Linked DNA regions of Mus musculus: all the other regions are linked to region 2. Evidence: chromatin loops called from intact Hi-C (ENCODE). Cell type or tissue: heart. All regions are shown on one strand.

Region 1 (2,500 bases), 62 kb after region 2:
AGAACTGAAAGACCAGAGGCGCTTGCCTCATCCCTCACTCCTTCCCCGTGTAACGCTTCCTGTGCTGTTCAATAAATACAGAGCAAAACCAGACACACAGATGCAGGGACAGATTCACAAGAGAGTCTTCAGGCAGGCATAAACTCAGACTCATGTGACAGACAGACAGACAGACAGACAGGGGACAGATGACACAGAGAACAAAAAGTATAGAATTCAAATCTCGGCTTGTTCTTGGCTAAATGACATCAGAAAGTACTTTATCTCTTTCTTTAGTGGAACACCAATAAATGACTGGTGACTCAAAGTTTATTATTCACACATACACACATACATACACAAGTACACGTGCGCGCACACACACACACACACACACGAGCATATATATATGTATATATGTATGTGTGTATATATGTATGTATGTATATGTGTATGTATACACACACATATATATACACATACATACATACATACATACATACATACATATTACCCTGTAGATGCAGAACAGGGCATCAGACCCCATGGAACTAGAGTTGCAGGCAGTTGTGAACTGCCCAGTGTGGGTGCTGGGAATCAGGCTCAGAGGTTAAGAGCACTGGCTGCTCTTCCGGAAGACCTGAGTTCAATTCCAAGCAACCACATGGTGGCTCACAACCATCTGTAATGGGATCTGGTGCCCTGTTCTGGTGTGTAGGCATGCATGTTGACAGAACACTACTACATTGTAAATAAATAAATCTTTTAAAAAGTCACTCTAGACCTTGGTGGTGAGAACTCACAACATTTATGGTGAAAGAATCCTCAGCTGAGAAATGAACAGGAAAACATGGAAGGTTCCTGACAACAGCAAAGATTAAAACTGCTCTGTGGGAAGCCAGGACACCAGGGCCATATGGTCCTTGATGGAAACCAGCCTCCAATGAAGATGAGCTAATGAAAACATTTCACACCACGTGAGAGGCTGAGAGCCGGGAGGAATGTCAGCAAACCTCACACTCAAGAACAGAATGCTCTGAGACTCCCTAAGACGAGGATTTTGGAAACAGTCAAAAAGAGGAAGGAACGACAGCCAAAAGCCAGAAGGGAAATTACTAGAAAATTAAAAACAAAAAAACAAAAACTAAAAGTTTTCAACAACAACAACAACAAAAATAGTATCTAAAACACAAGGGTTTGAGAAAAGAACCAAGTAACAATTGTAGATAGGAAAGTCACAGAGGTCCAAACTGTTTCAGTATACAGATTAAACGAAAGAACAAAATTGTAACCTGGAAGCAGTGTAGCTGGGGCAGAGGGTGGGGGGCTGCATGAGGGAAAATAAGAAACATGAAATTTAGATATGAGAATCTCCAATTGCCACCCACTAGTGGATGAACAGGGAGACAGCAGGAGAGATTAAACAATCACACAGATATTGCTAGAACCTCCCAGACTCAGATGCCGCAGCCAATCAAGCCCTAAGCAATGTGAACCAGGGTACCCGCCCAGACGCAGTCAATAGCATGAGACAGAGCACTCAGAGGAGAGGAGAATTAGATAAACAGAGCATGTCACTTCAGCCGCAGAGGTGTCATAGGCAGTAGAAATGACACCTTCGAGGGGGCAAAGGAACACTGTGGCTTCCTGGGAAAACATACTCAAAGGGTAAAAATGTATAAATAGCAATGGAGATGATTTTACATGAATTATCTCCATGACAGCTCAATCAAAGAAAAAGTCCCACAACGGGCAATAGAAAATATGTCAGTGAGTACTGGGGCTTCCTAGAGATGCTCTGTGATCAATCTGATCTGTCTTCAATCTGATGCTTACATTACTTTTTTTCCCCAGAGCAAGCCTGGTACTTCTTCAGACTTAATGTTTCTGGTGTATTCTATCCTGAGTGGAGAAAAGCCTAGAAATTCTGGCTATTTGTGGGTAATCGGGGTTTTTTTGTTTTGTTTTGTTTTGATTTCTTTTTTAAGATGTCAGTAACTAACTCATGGGTCTTTTAAAACAGGAAAGCAAACACTGTGTGTGTTGTCCCAGGCGGGACAGCTAGATTACATGCCCTGGCTTGTGCTGTCCCTCCCAACTTGCAAAGGGGACTCTCTAGGGAGACTTGGGACCCCAGGATGGGAAGCCTGCTCCCCAAAGCTGAAGTGTCCATCCTGTACTTCCTGGATTACAAAAGAGAGATTTCCATGGCTTAGATTTGAAGTTTCCTTCCTCACACTCTTTCTTCGCTGATTTCCTGTCTTAGGAACAGCTTTTCAGAGAGCTCTGTGCTCTCTGTCAAGAACAGCACTGTCTGCCACTGTTTCTGCCTGAGGGCTTCAAGTAGGAAGTCTGAATAGCTATGAGCAATACCCTTGACTATTTGGATGCTAAACACCCAAACTGGGCCTTGATCCTCTGCCAGCCCCCAGCCCAGCATCTGGGTGAGTGCAGACACACCCTGTCTGACTAGAGTCGGAGCCCAATCAGGGCAGGGACAGAAAGAAACAGATGGGATTAC
Region 2 (2,500 bases):
CTCATAACTATCTCCCATCTTGTATGGTCCCTTCTCCCCCCGCCCCTCCCCTCAGGGTAGGCAGGCTTGGCCAGCGGCCAGGAAGGGGTGGTCCCATCTCTGGTCATTCATGCTTGCTGGACCTTCCGATTGACACAGGATGCCTGCTTCCGGCTGGCTGGAATCCACAGCTTCCCTCAGACACGCTGCTGCATCACAACTCCAGGTCACCTCTAGGACACCCTCCACCAACCCACATGGATACAGCAGCCTAGAGCTGAGCCCCCTGTGCTGGGGGAAAGCTGAGAACGCACTGTAGTTACATAGGCAAGCACGTCTGACCCTTTACACAAAAAGCCGCTCCGCTCGCTCACAGAGATTTTTGTTCAAGGCATGTTAACTAAAATCAGCTGGAGCCGGGTGTGACCTCACCGAAGTGAAGGGTGTGTTTGGTTAGTTCTAGAACTTGAGGGATGAACGACCAAAGAAAGTGGTCAAAACCTCTCAGAAAACAGTAGGAAAATGGCCTAAGATTCCATGGTCAAAAGAACTTAGGAAAAAAGGGGAGGGAGGGAGGAAGGTAGGTAAAGAGAAAGAGAAGGAAGAGGAAAAAGAAACAAGTTTACATTAGACCATGAGAGAGAGGTCAGTGTGGTCCAGGGATAGATGAGAAGGGCCAGTCCCTATCTCTGGGCCTTCCTAACGCTTGCCTTTCCCTGAGGCCTTTTAACTGCCCAAGACAACCCCACAGGAAGGTAGGGGAGGCTTCCTCTCTTACTGACTCCAGTGTGCTCCCCTAGCTCCGCTCACTCGCATGAGCCTCATGTGCCCTGAGCAGCAGAAGGGAGCAACACTGGCTGGAAGCCTTGGGGGCTGGAGACCCTTGGGGGTGGGGAAGACCCTTGGCCACAACCTGCTGACTAGGGCTGTGATTCCAGTCACACAGGCATGGTGCCTGGCCACTCCCTGCCTATCTTGTCTCTCGATCTGAAGGTAGGTTCTGCTGCCCGAGCCCAGGGTTTTCTGTGGCACATGGCCAGGGAGGGTCAGGCCATTCAGAGTGCTCAAAAGCACAGCTGACCAGCCACAACTGCAGGCTCTGCGCGCATCGGCTCACTTCATTATCAGCCTGGCCAGACATTTGCAGGGGGAAATCTGCCAAAAGAAAATCACACACTTGTGCTCCTCCGCCAAGGAGTAACACTGCCTGTATGGCCACTTGTTTCTGCTTGGTGCCTGACTTCCCCCGCTGCCTGCCTGGCTCCTCAGCTCCAATGATGACACAGCTGTTATCCAGCAAGTTCTGACAGCCAACAGCAGGCATGCCTGTGCTCCAGGCATCACTGTGGCTTGACTCTTACAACTGACCTTTGTTGCACTCCAAAGCGGAGGACAGTCATCAGGCTGTGTGACCCGGCCCAGCGCTGAGCCAAAGTGTCTGTAGCCCAGACAACCTCTACATCCGTCCCGCTCTATTATCAGTATAAATAGAGCAGAAAAATCCAAAGCCCCCACGCTCGCTAGAGGCATCCCTATCTAGGTCGGCTCCTTTCCATCCTATTTGCCTTTTGATTACAGTCTGTTTAATGCCGCAGTTCCCACAGGCCTGATCTATGAAGCATTGTTTGGGAGATGCTCTGTGGAGGACCGTAGTCACTCGGAGAAGGATGCACACCACATTCCCCCCCCCCCCTTTTTTTTGAGCAAGCTATAGCATGTTCAAGGCTCTGAAGGTGCTGTTTCATCTGGACCCAGCACCAGGTCTGTCTCATTCCCTGCTGTCACTCCAAAATCTCTAAACTTGCTCAGACTGGATCAGTGATGTCCCTTTTTGGTGGACTATTTTAACTTTGCCGATCCTCTCTTCCTCCCCACAACCACCAAATGACAACATTTCATAGCTAGTGCTTTGGCGAATGTTAGTACAAGTTCTGTTCGGCAGTCAGGCTGTATATAACTGGGAGAGGCTAGGCAGCAAGCACAAGAGGCTGTCTAGGGAGGGCTGCCTGATGAAAGACAGACCTGGGCTTGAGGGTGGAAGAGCAGGCCCTTACCTCTTAGAGCTGCAAGCATCCGGGCAGGTTGGGCACTTCTCACACGTCTCCCCAAAGGCTCCAGGCTCTGTGCACTGGCACTGCCCACAGACACAACGGCCTCGGTCACTGCAGATCTGCCCATCCTTGGCCCTGCATGTGCTGACGTCTGTTGAGCAGTTACAATTGTCCCCAATGTAACCTGCGTGGCATTTGCATTCTCCACAGTGACACTCTCCATGGCCTGAAAGGACACAAACATGCATCAGTCAGGACCTGATGGTCTTTCAATATGATAGACACATCCTCCCCCTACCCCCCCCCCAGTGCCTGCCATGTGCCAGGGAGAGGAATCCTACAGAGACTGAGACATAGCAAGGGCCTGATGAGACCACAGGATAATCCACGTGACCTGGCAGGGTATAGACTGTTGCTATTAAATGGTCCAGTCCCTGGCCAAGCCGTGGCACAAAACCAGAAAAGCTTCC
Region 3 (2,500 bases), 50 kb after region 2:
TTATGTAAATATACTCTTCACGTCAAATTTTTCAAGTGGGGGCTAAGCATGCTGGAACGTAATCCTAGCACTCAGAAGGCTGAAGCAAGAGGTCTGAAGTCAGCCCGAGCTACACGTATGCGACTGTTTCAAAAACCAAGGTAAAAAGAAAAAGTGTGTCAAACCATATGCTTTCAATGTGTGGCTTATGTATATAACTAGACTTCAGGGATGGATCATTTTAAACAAGGCTTGTTTTGCTCAGAGTGCAGTGTTCAAAAACAATGCATTCCAAGGGCATGCCGGTGGCCGGGAGTGGACTAGGAATGTCACCCATCAACGCTTTTCCTTGGCAGCAGTTGCCTGCTTGAGGTCAGGTGCTGGTAGAGCTGGAACCAGCCCCACATCTGCTTTATCTTGCCTGTGTGACCCTGAGAGAGGTTTTTTTTGTTTTGTTTTGTTTTTGTTTTTGTTTTTGTCAACATCAGCTTCCTCGTCTATAAAGGACAGATAACGGCTACTGATAAAACAGCTGTTGAAAGGCTTAACTGACATGACACACAGGGCAGCAGCCATGTACCTGCAGCGTGGTAAAGAGGCAGTAATTGGTACTCATCAACACCACCACTATCGCTGTGGAGCCAAAACCTCCCACCTGCGTCTCTAACTCATAACCCCCCCACCTTCTCTTCAGAGCAGAGCACTGCGCACACATTTCTCCTTTTCGCTATTTGCATCTTCTAATTTTTACGTTGAGTGCTCTTTCTTAAAAAGATTTCCTAAAGGGTCCATGTTTTTTGGCTAAACCTTTCTCTGTAGTCCCCAGTTGAGTAAAATCAAACGGTAAACAAAACATGTAAACAAAACTGAGGTCATTAAATAGACCAAGGTCAGCCCTCCCTCGGGATGAAAATGTCAAGGGTGGGCGGAGCGGAAGCACGCTGGACTCCAGCAAGAATCCTGGCACGGGGCCAGGACTGCGGTTCACTTGGCTTCTCCATCTGCTGGTTAGATCTGTATCCAATTCACTGCCGGCCCACTTCCAACTTCCACCCTCTCAACTCCACATTCAATTTGGGTGACCTTGCGTCTTTGGTCACCGAACGGCCCCCTCCTCACCTGGTTCCTAAGATGAACCACAGCTCCAGAAGAATGTCCGTTAGCCAGTGCTCTCTTCTCTCTCCTAAACCTCAAGCCTCCAGCCTCTGATGTCACTGTCCCCAAGGAGGGTGGGCTCCTCCCTCCTTGAGAAAACACAGCCCCGTAAATCCCACCCTCTCTGGGAAATGTCCCATCAGTCATTCCTTCCCACATGCCTAAAAATATACTCATAGCCCAGTGATCATAACCCTTTCGTGATCCAGCTTCTCCAGTGGCCTCTGTTGCCTCATCTCTCTTAAATGTCGCCTGCTCACCACTCAGTTCCCCATAATCTGACCTCTCTCAGCACCCATAAAAAGGGGAAGGGATTGAGAGTGGGAGACCAGTCCTTCCCAGCCTGAGAAAATAAATAAAAGCTGGCTTACTCCCCAGGGCCAGACAGATGTGCTTGCTAATTTATCTCCAGCAGCTGGCCCCAGAAAGCCTAGGCCTGGGAGAAATGACTGGCTTCTCTATTTTGAGGACATGGGCTAGAGACACAGACACAGGTCTCTAGCCTGGGGTACAATCTGGTGGATGGAAGGAGTCACTTAGAGGCTACAATGTCTGACAAGGAAAGTGGTCCCTCAAAGCAGACAGAGAATATCCGTTCCACCCTCCTGTTCTTGGCTCTCCTGAGGAACTCCCCGGCTCAACAGTAAAGGCTGCACCTGCAAACCAACCAGAGGCATGCACAGAGGGAGCCGAAGAGACACCAGTTCAAAGCAAGCTGTGCTTAGCAAATAAACTGAGTGTGTGCGGGAGAGGTCACGGTCATGGTCAACTGGAGCTTACGGATGAGAACCGTAGGGGACAGGCTCAAGGCAGCTACTGCAAGGCTAAATCACCACCAGGCAGTGACTGGGTGGAAAAGCAGACTGGAAGGCTGGAGTACAATGTAGCTCAGCGGCAGATCACCCACCTACATACAAACACGGGGCCCTAGATCCAATCCAAAGTACCAAAGAGGTGGGGGTAGGAAGAAAGGGGAGGGAGGAGAGTGAAGGGGAGATAGGGAGAAAACAGTTTCTTTCCTTTTCTGGTTTGATTTTTTTTTTTTGGAGACAGAGTCTAGTCTCACTGTATAGACCCTAGCTATCCTGGAACTCTTTCTGTAGACCTCAAACTCAGAGATTTGCCAGCCTCTGCCTCCCAAGAACTGAAATTAAAGGCATGGGCCACTACACCTAAGAAAGATGGCTTCTATGAGCTGAGGGAAGAGTTCAGTGGCAGAATAGAGCCTAACACGCACCTAACAGGCCCTGGGTTCAATGTCAGCAACAGAAGAGACACAACAGTGGGGCCAGCAAATGCCTGTTATCCCAGCGCTTGAGAAGCTAAGGCAGGAGGGCTACGCAACCAACCTGGGCTATGTAACAAG

The links. Peaks named below come from ENCODE experiments on the same cell type or tissue, not always from the same donor. Only the 100,000 strongest peaks of a DNase experiment are listed, where the experiment ranks them.
Region 1: it touches region 2 in a loop (3-fold over the local background); 3 of 42 quality-filtered maps call a loop at or near these places.
Region 3: a loop joins it to region 2, with 2.5 times the contacts of the local background. A loop is called at or near these places in 12 of 42 quality-filtered maps.

What each region holds. Positions count from the first base shown.
Region 1 is chr16:33,878,178-33,880,677 of GRCm38, reverse strand. The region is part of intron 4 of Itgb5 (integrin beta 5); the gene reads right to left. Among named protein-coding and RNA genes, the nearest start is that of Itgb5, 50 kb to the right of the region's middle. In heart, a CTCF peak has its summit at 1,360; DNase peaks (open chromatin) are centred at 949 and 2,397; H3K27ac peaks cover 608 bases.
Region 2 is chr16:33,940,246-33,942,745 of GRCm38, reverse strand. Itgb5 (integrin beta 5) reads right to left here. Exons shown (of 15, transcript NM_001145884.1): 11 at 2,034-2,256. Among named protein-coding and RNA genes, the nearest start is that of Umps, 26 kb to the left of the region's middle. In heart, no CTCF peak of the experiment used is centred here; DNase peaks (open chromatin) are centred at 115, 1,205 and 2,415; H3K4me3 peaks cover 642 bases; H3K27ac peaks cover 2,427 bases.
Region 3 is chr16:33,890,648-33,893,147 of GRCm38, reverse strand. The region is part of intron 5 of Itgb5 (integrin beta 5); the gene reads right to left. Among named protein-coding and RNA genes, the nearest start is that of Itgb5, 62 kb to the right of the region's middle. In heart, a CTCF peak has its summit at 959 (motif pointing left); DNase peaks (open chromatin) are centred at 327, 1,197, 1,307 and 1,880; H3K4me3 peaks cover 487 bases; H3K27ac peaks cover 2,113 bases.